Regions from separate parts of the Homo sapiens genome. Here region 1 is linked to region 2. Evidence: chromatin loops called from intact Hi-C (ENCODE). Cell type or tissue: heart left ventricle. All regions are shown on one strand.

What was found. Hi-C counts contacts between places; a loop is a spot of excess contacts. Peaks named below come from ENCODE experiments on the same cell type or tissue, not always from the same donor. Only the 100,000 strongest peaks of a DNase experiment are listed, where the experiment ranks them.
Region 1: a loop joins it to region 2, with 5 times the contacts of the local background. A loop is called at or near these places in 6 of 110 quality-filtered maps.

The regions. Positions count from the first base shown.
Region 1 is chr20:49,962,925-49,967,924 of GRCh38, forward strand. No RefSeq gene overlaps it. Among named protein-coding and RNA genes, the nearest start is that of SNAI1, 18 kb to the right of the region's middle. RefSeq lists enhancers at 2,208-2,377, 3,279-3,870, 3,871-4,461. In heart left ventricle, a CTCF peak has its summit at 2,128 (motif pointing right); no DNase peak of the experiment used is centred here.
Region 2 is chr20:50,458,230-50,463,229 of GRCh38, forward strand. No RefSeq gene overlaps it. Among named protein-coding and RNA genes, the nearest start is that of PTPN1, 50 kb to the right of the region's middle. RefSeq lists enhancers at 1-12, 1,962-2,462 and a silencer at 2,674-2,793. In heart left ventricle, CTCF peaks have their summits at 2,712 (motif pointing left) and 2,912; a DNase peak (open chromatin) is centred at 2,682; H3K27ac peaks cover 1,423 bases.

The sequences.
Region 1 (5,000 bases), 500 kb before region 2:
AAATTCATAGATACCTAATATTATCTGTCATAATTTTGGTTATGTTAATCTCTTCTAAAGTTAAATTTATCTGGATATTTTATTAATGTGAGTTTGTTTTTTTTTTTGAGATGGAGTCTCACTCTGTTGCCCAGGCTGGAGTGCAGTGGCACGATCTCGGCTCACTGCAAGCTCCACCTCCCAGGTTCACACCATTCTCCTGCCTCAGCCTCCAGAGTAGCTAGGACTACAGGCGCCCGCCACCACGCCAAGCTAATTTTTTGTATTTTGTTTAGTAGAGACAGGGTTTCACCGTGTTAGCCAGGATGGTCTCGATCTCCTGACCTCATGCTACACCCGCCTCGGCCTCCCAAAGTGCTGGGATTACAGGCGTGAGCCACCGCGCCCGGCCGTGAATTTTTTTTTTTTTTAATTTGAGACAGAGTCTCACACTATTGCCTGGGCTGGAGTGCAATGGCACAGTCTCAGCTCACTGCAACCTCCGCCTCCCGGGTTCAAGCGATTTTCCTGCCTCAACCTCCTGAGTAGCTGGGATTATAGGCACCCACGACCAGCCTGGCTTATTTTTTGTATTTTTTAGTAGAGACAGGGTTTCCCTATGTTGGCCAGGCTGGTCTCGAACTCCTGACCTTGTGATCCACCCACCTTGGCCTCCCAAAGTGCTGGGATTACAGGCGTGAGCCACCGCGCCCGGCCAATTAATGTGAATATTCTAAAGATTATATTCAATTTATAAAAGTCTGATGTTTCTTGTGTGACTGTGTCAGTCATGATTCTGGTTGTTATCTTAAAATACTGTATATGGCCAGGTGCAGTGGCTCATACCTGTAATTCCAGCACTTTGGGAGGTGGAGGCAGGAGGGATAGCTTGAGGCCAGGAGTTCTAAACCAGCCTGGGCAATATAGCGAGACTCCACCTCTATAAAAAATTAGCCAGGCATGGTGATGCACCCCTGTGGTCCCAACTACTCAGGAGGCTGAGGACCCTTTCTCTTTTAGAGAGCCTCTCTCTCTGTTATTTAGGTTGATATTTTCACATCTACTTCTGCACTCTTTTTACTCCAACCACACGGGCCTTCTTTTTTTTTTTTTTTTTCTTTTTTTGAGACAGAGTTTCGCTCTTGTTGCCCAGGCTGGAGTGCAATGGCGCAACCCAACCTGCTTCACCGCAACGTCTGTCTCCCAGGTTCAAGCAATTCTCCTCCCTCAACCTCCCGAGTAGCTGGGATTACAGGCATGCGCCACCATGCCCAGCTAATTTTGTATTTTTAGTAGAGACAGGGTTTCTCAGGCTGGTCAGACTGGTCTCGACATCCTGACCTCAGGTGATCCGCCTGCCTCGGCCTCCCAAAGTGCTGGGATTACAGGGGTGAGCCACCGCGCCCAGCCCCATACAAGTCTTCTTTCTGCACCTCAAGTGGGTCATGTTCCCCACCTCAAGGAGTACACACGTTCCCTTTCCTCTGGAATATTTGGTGCCCCAGGCCCATCTTTGCCTTTTTTAAAAATTTTTTTTTTCAGATAGGGTCTTGCTTCATTGCCCAGGCTGGAGTGCAGTGGCACCATCACAGCTCACTGCAGCCTCTACCTCCTGGGCTCAAGGGATCTGCCTTGTCCTCCCAAAGTACTGGGATTATAGGCACAAGCCACCGCACCTGGCCAAATACTTTTTTAGTATAAATATTTTCCAAATATTGCATACGAGTGTGAATAATTTGCACAAGCAGGCCAGGAAGTAAATGCCAGGAATGTTCATCCTAAAAATTATTTGCTGTTTATCTGAAATTCACAGTTAACTGAGCATTCTGTATTTTTATTGGTTAACTCTAGCAACCCTACTCGACATGTTTGCAGAACAAATGTTCTGAACATCTGCTCTGTGCCAGGCAACTCACACCTTCTCATTAAGTTATTTGTCCAATTACAAGAAATTAAGCTCTTGAGGGTAATGGCTGTGTCTGTCTTATGCACCACCGGCCTCCATGCCTGACCCCGGGTAGACTCAATAAATGTTCCTAGAATTGAAATAGAACTAAAAAAGAATTTCCAGTGGTTACTTTCTTTCCATGGCAGCTTGTCCACCCTGGAAGGAGTCTGGTGCAGCGGTAAGGAGAGCCTGAAGGGGGCAGTGTCACCCCCTGGCTCTGGCTTCCTGTTGTCCATCACCATGGGGAGGCAGGGCCTCAAATCGGAAGCACATGAAACTGGAACTTGGAAGGCAGAGGAGGCAAGACAGGTGGGCAGGCAAGATGGCTACTGCCAGGTGGGGTCTGACCTGCTCAGGTCCTCAATGTGGTCCCTTTATTCCTCCCTTGTTACTCCTTGGCTTTCTGCGGTGTCTTCTGCTGAATGTCTCATGCAGGGCTCAGCTGGGCCCTATGAATACAAGAATAGCAACAATGATGGTAATTATTTTCATTCCTGGTTCCTGACAATAATTTTGATTTAATCCTCCCCACTTTAGGCCCTGAAAGGTGATCAAAACCAGGCATTCAGTTTCTCCAGGAAAGTGGATCTCATGGAATTATCTTAGCCAGCATTGGTGGAGGGATACTAAATAGCATTACCTTTACAGATGAGGGAATGGAGCCCAGAGAAGCTGAGGTCATTTGCCCAGGACAAGAAGTGAGACTTGATATTCCAGTGCAGAGGTGCGATTAGATGTATAGTCCCCCACACAGACTGTGTGGAGTCTCCTATTCCCAGCATCCACACTCACTAGCTGATCTAGGGGTCAGCTGATCACTCACTAGCTTGACCTTGGACAAGTTATTCTAATCTGTGCTTATCTGTAAATGGGGCTAATAAGTGTCTTTCTCGTAGAGTTGTGGGAATTTAGTGAAATAATCCAGAGCATGGCACAATGTAAGTGCTTAATCAATGCGAGCTACCAATGTCACTATTGTTTGTCCCCTCCATTCCTAAGCCCTCCCAGGGCCCAACCCCACCCCAGCAGGCTAGCTGTTAATGTTTGATGACTAAACATTACTATGAAGTGAAGTGATTCCCTAATTTGGCCTGAAGAGATGAATTACCTGGAAGGCACTCGCTACAGAAATCTATTCTCAGGTCCCTGCCTTAGAGATTCTAATTGGTGGGGCCTGGGAATCTGTATCTTTAAAAAAGCCTCGGGTGAAATCTATCTGTAGGCTGATTTCGAAAGTCCTTATGTAATGTAAAACCGGAAAGACAGGGCGCGGTGGATCATGCCTGTAATCCCAGCACTTTGAGAGGCTAAGGCAGTTGGATCACAAGGTCAAGAGATCGAGGCCATCCTGGCCAACATGGTGAAACCTCATCTCTATTAAAAATACAAAAATTAGCTGGGCGTGGTGACATGCTTCTGTAGTCCCAGCTACTCTGGAGGCTGAGGCAGGAGTAATCGCTTGAACCCAGGAGGTGGAGGGTGCAGTGAGCCAAGATCATGCCACTGCACTCCAGCCTGGCTGACAGAGCGAGACTCGTCTCAAAAAAAAAAAAAAAAAAAAAAGACCGGATAGTGCTACAGCAAACACATTGTGACAGGGGTGGGGTGGAGGCGCCCGGTGATTAGAATCGGTGGACTAGCTCAGCCCTTACAGGTTACAAGAATTTAAAGTGATGATTACCTTTTCTGATTATAAAAATCATCTAGGGCTGGGCGTGGTGGCTTACACCTGTAATCCCAGCACTTTGGGATGCCTAGGTGGGAAGATCACCTAAGCCCAGGAGTTCGAGACCAGCCTGGGCAACATGGTGAAACCCCGTCTCTACAAAAAAATGTAAAAAATAAGCCAGACTTGGTGGCACACACTTGTAATCCCAGCTAGGAGGCTGAGGTGGGAGGATCTCTTGAGCTGAGGAGGTGGAGGGTTGCAGTGAGCCAAGATCCCGTCACTGCACCCCAGGCTGGGCAACAGAGTGATACACTGTCTCAAAAAACAAAACAAAAAACTAGTCTATTTACATGGTCTCAGATGATCACATACATTATTTAGAAAGGGAAAATTAGTGACTTTGTAGAATCACTGCTAGTGGCGAAACCTAGCTAATCCCATCTTAACTAAGCGATGAAAGTTACTATCACAGATAATGGAACAGACCATAGATGACTCAATGGGATGCACTGAAGAGGCAGCACCACTTCTGTGGTTCCAGGCAGGAAAACATACAAGCTCAGTGTCATCATAAGGAAGCACCAGGCAAATGCAATTGAGGGACAGTCCACAAATCTTCCAAAATGTCAACATCAGAAACTACAGATGCCTGACAACACTGCAATGCTGCATGATCCTGAATTGAATCTTTGAGGGTGTGGGGGTTGCTATAAAGGATGTTATTGGGCCAGTTGAATATGGCCTATGGAATAAGGAATAAGTAATTGATCCATGTTAGATTTCCTGATTTTGATAATGATATCAGAGTTACATAATAGAATGTCCTTGTTCTTAGCAGACATACAGTAAAGAGTATAGGGGTAAAGGGGCATGACATCTCTAATCCACTCTGATATGGTTTAGAAAATAATAGTGTACGTGCATATAAAAATATATATACACACACACATGAACACGCAGGTAAGGTATAATAAAGTAAATATGCAAAAATGCACAGTGTTAAAAATTATAATGCCCCTTGTTAAAAAAAAAATAACCGGGAAGAAAAATATAAAGAAGAAAATGGAAGCCACTCCTACTCCTACCCCCCCGCCCCCCTTTCCCTCCCTGCCTCCCCTATCCCCCGTCCCTGAGACAACCAGGATGACTATTTCAATCAGCAGTGAAACTCTTACATGTCTTTGGGTCGTTTTATATATATGTATATATGTGCATATATATATATGTGTGTATATGTGTGTGTGTGTGTGTGTGTGTGTGTATATATATATATATATATATATTTTTTTTTTTTTGAGACAGAGTCTTGCTCTGTCACCCAGGCTGGAGTTCAATGGCACGATCTCGGCTCACTGTAACCTCCGCCTCCCAGGGTCAGGGTCACAGGGTCAAGTGATTCTCCTG
Region 2 (5,000 bases):
TCCCAGCACTTTGGGAGGCCGAGACAGACGGATCATGAGGTCAGGAGAATGAGACCATCCTGGCTAACACGGTGAAACCCCGTCTCTACTAAAAATACAAAAAAATTAGCCGGGCATGATGGCGGGCGCCTGTAGTCCCAGCTACTCAGGAGGCTGAGGGAGAATGGCGTGAACCCAGGAGGCGGAGCTTGCAGTGAGCCGAGATCGTGGCACTGCACTCCAGCCTGGGCGACAGAGCGAGACTCTGCCTCAAAAAAAAAAAAAAAAGGGCCTCACCACCTGCCCCCTACTCGCGTATGTTACCTCGCCTCACCTGCCTAACCCTGAAGACCTGCCTGCAAGCAGTAAGGTACTACTGTTAGCCCCATTTCACAGACGGGGAAACTGAGGCTCAAAAGGTGTAATAATTTGCCCAAGGTTGCCCAGTTGATCAATGACAGAGTCTGAACTTAATACCATTTGGGCTGGATGTGGTGGCTCAGGCCTATAATCCCAAAGTTTTGGGAGGCCAAGTCGTGAGGATTGCTTGAGTCCAGGAGTTCAAGACCAACTTGGGCAACATAGTGATAGCTCATCTCTACAAAAATTAAAAAATTAGCTGGGCATGGTGGCATGCACCTATACTCCCAGCTACTCAAGAGGCTAAAGCAGGAGGATCTCTTGAGCCCTGGAGGTTGAAGCTGCTGTGAGTCATGATGGTGCCACTGCACTCCAGTCTGGGTGACAGTGAGATACACACACACACACACACACACGCAGATTTTAACACCATTTGGTTTTATCCTTGTCTGTGATGTCTGTGATTTGTCATCTTTTTTTCCATTTCCACTAAAGTAGATGTTAACAAATGGAAGGCTGGAAGAATGGATGGATGAATGGGTGGGTGGATGATAAATGGGTGGATGGATGGATGGAAGGAAGGATGGATGGATGGATGGATGGATGGATGAATGGGTGAGTGGATGATAAATGGGTGGATGGATGGATGGAAGGATGGATGGATGGATGGATGGGTGAGAGATGGATAATGAGTGGAGGGATGGATGAATGGATGGATGGGTGGGTGGATGGAAGGATGGATGGATGGGTGAGAGATGGATGATGGATGGAGGGATGGATGAATGGATGGATGGGTGGATGAATGGATGGGTCGGTGGATGGATGGAAGGATGAACAGATGGATGGAAGGATGGATGGATGGATGGAAGGAAGGATGGATGGATGGATGGATGAGAGATAGATGATGGCTGGAGAGATGGATGAACAGATAGATGGGTGGATGGATGAATGGATGGATGGTTGGGTGGGTGAAGGATGGATGATGGATGGAGGGATGAATGAACAGATGGGCAAATTAATGAATTAGTGGATGACTGGGTGGGTGGAATGCATGCATAAAATAAATGGGTGACTGAATACAAAAAGAACTAACTAAATAAATAATGATGAAAGGCAGAGGGCACTAAGAGGGTTTCACCTTTCAGGGTTTGTTCCTGGACATTGAATGTGCCCTTTGGAAAGATTGCAAACTGGCAGTTATCAGGGTAAATTGGGCTGCAGACATATTTTGTTTGATCTTCACAGGGTTTTTAATTTTTTGAATTGTCATTATTTTAAAATTAGGAAATTTCACATTAAAAATCTAGATTTCTGATTTCTCCTGCAAAATTGGGCCGGCACCCATACCAGGAAATAATATACCAGGACTGACGGGGCTGAGCCTCTGAGTGCTCACGGTCCCCACTGCTCCACAATGCAGTCCTGCTATTGGGGTTGTGTCCACTGCCATTTATCATGGCAGTTTGGGCTGGTGTTTTTCTCAGTACCATTACAAGGAAAATGAAAAATCTCTTACAGGTGGCTCTTGGTCAAAAGTGGAAAATGAACTTAGGTAAAGAGGAAATTGGGAGAGAAGTATTTCTTTGTGGCCATGGAGAACACTCCTGTGGATTCGATGGACCAGCAATGCATCTTGCCTGAGTGGTTAGGGGCACAGATGCTAGAGCCTGATGGCCTGGGTTCAACCCCCGGCTGTGCTACATACCGGCTGTGTGGCCTCGTGCAAGTCACTGAACGTTTCTGGCCTCAGTTTCCTCATGTGTAAAGCAGAGGTGGTGTCAGTCCCCACCTCATAGAGTGTCAATGATTTTCTCTCCGTGGGGCTCTCTAGGTGTGAGCTGCTATTATCTTACACAGGGCTGGCTCCCGTCATGTGTGTGATCTGCCTACCCTGAGCGTCCACAGCAGCGGTTCTCAACCAAGGTCAACTGTGCCCCCCAGGGGACATTTGGCAATGTCTAGAGACATCTGGGGTTGTCACAACTTGGGTGGGGAGGGGCTACCAACATCTTATGGGTAGAGGCCAGGGAGACTGTGAACAGCCTGCAAGGCTCAGGACAGATCAGCAAAAGATTCTGCTGCCCCGTGTACTCCGCCCCGTGTACTACGTGCTGAGGCTGAGGAACCCGGATCTACAGGAGTCCAAGTCCCCAGAGGGGCTGAGCTATGGCCAGATATCTAGGAGTCCCTGAAGGCTGCCAGAGGTGATTCCCTCTAGACGTGGCAGGAGCCATTCCCTCTGGCCTGAGCCACCTCAGCCCTCAGGATCATCAGGCCCCAAGTAGTGCCCCGTCCCAGGGTGCCTGGCCCCAGCCTGCTCCCAGCCCCATACAACAGGCAAGAAATGTGTCTGTCCCTAGCGCCTCCTGGTGGCCCAGCCCTAAACTACATGACTCTTCCCAGCCCAGGGTGGTGGGAGGGGAGGATGAGGACGTACCTTCCGGGTGTTTAATCCAGACTAGTTGGGAATGTGGGAATTTAAGGTCATGGAAGGCGGTAGCCAATGTTTCAAAGACAAATTGACATAGGTTTGAATCTCAGATCTTCCACTGACCATCTGGGAGGCCTTGGACACATCCCATGACTCTCCTGGGCCTCAGTTTCCTCATCTGGAATGGGGATGATGTTATTTATGTCACAGTTTCGTTGGGAGGATTAAATTAAGTGCATAAACAGATGAAACATACGAGATGCTTAGGATTAAATTAAGTGCATAAACAGATGAAACATACGAGATGCTTAGGATTAAATTAAGTGCATAAACAGATGAAACATACGAGATGCTTCACAAGCCTCCTCTCGGATACTTGTTATTGCTGTGTTCATAGCAATTCATAGCCACTTGTGTTTGATGAATTTCCAGTGTACTCAGAGTGATTTTTTTCACTGACTATCAACAAATAATTTTGCTGCAAAGAAATACAGATATGGGAAAGGATGCACAATATATTATCAAATGACCACAGGCCTCAGAAACATTGTATACAAACACTCTATCTGTGTGTGTGTGTGTGTGTGTGTGTGTGTGTGTGTGTGTGTGTGTGTGCGCGCGCGCGCGCAGAGAGAGAGAGAGAATCTTGGTTGTTAACCAGCCTGGAGTGAACACGACTCACTGCAGCCTCCACCTCCTAAGCTCAAGCAATCCTCCCACCTCAACCTTCCAAGTAGTTGGGACTACAGGCACCTGCCATCATATTTAGTAGAGACAGGGTTTTACCATGTTGCCCAGACTGGTTTCAAACTCCTGGACTCAAGTGATCCTCCAACCTTGGCCTCCTAAAGTACTTGGATTACAGGTGTGAGCCACTGCACCCGGCCTGATATATCTATATTTTAAAAATATGTACTTTCATAACATGTATGAGAAACAAATACCTCATTTTCTTAGTATATAAAAATCCCTAGCAGATCAACAAAAAGACAATTATCCAAGAGAAAAATAGACTAACAATTTGAATGCTTTGCCACCAGAAAAGAAATATAAACAGTCTTTGAACGTATTTTTTAAATGTCCAATCTAACATATAAACAATGAATATGTAGATTAGAACTATGGTGAACACCTTTTTCCCCTATCGGCAAGGCCAAGATCAAGAAGTCCAATCATACTTGGCCTTGGCTAGGACGTGGGGAAACCAGAGCTCACGGAGGTTGCCGGTGCAAATGACGATTGGTAGGTACAACCTTAGAGAGCATTTAGACAACCAGCGTCAAAATGTTTAAACGCACCTGCCCTATGACTGGGCGATTCAGTTGCTAAGAATGTATCCATCAGAAATAGCTCTGAATACATGGAAAGACTTCTGTGAAAGGGATACTAATTGCAGCATTGTTTGTTGCAGAAAAACCCTGGAAATACCTCCGTGACTATCACCAGAAAACTTGTTAGATAAATTATTATATTCAGACAATGGAATGTGCAAAGAATGCTCTCCTAGTGCTGATCTGGAAAGATCTGCCAAGGTACATTGCTAAGTTGAAAAAAACAAAATCCCAGTGCAGAACAGGGTGTGTGGTGTGCTTCTATTTAGAGAAATGAGTACAGGAATCCACGCACATATTTGCTTATCTGTGTTCTGGATGTCTCTGTAATGATCCCCAAGAAATGATAACCAGAATGGATTCTGGGGAGGGAAGCTTGGAGTTTTAAAGCTGGGGATGGGGGTTAAGGATTAGAGGGAGAAGACCCACTGTAAATCTTTTGGTATCTTTTGAATTTTTGCATATGAATACAATCCCTTGTTAGTTTTTAAAAATGGAACTTTTTAATGCATTGATAGATGACAGAGAGAAAAATGCCTTGAAGGATATGCTCCAACGTGTCAATAGCACTTATCTCTGGGTGGCTGATGTGAATTAGAAGCGACTTTTATTTTGTTCTTTTTTTATTATTTCTCTAATCAATTATTTATTTTGAGACAAGATCTTGCTCTATCACCCAGGCTGGAGTGCAGTGATGCGATCACCACTCATTGAAACCTCTGCCTCCTGGGCTTAAGTGATCCTCCCAGCTTAGCCTCCTGAGTGGCTGGGACTATAGGCACTTGCCACCATGCCTGGCTGATTTTTTATTTTTAATTAAATTTTTTTTTGTAAAGACGAAGTCTCACTAAGTTGCCCAAGCTGGTTTTGAACTCCTGGGCTCAAACGATCCCTCTGTT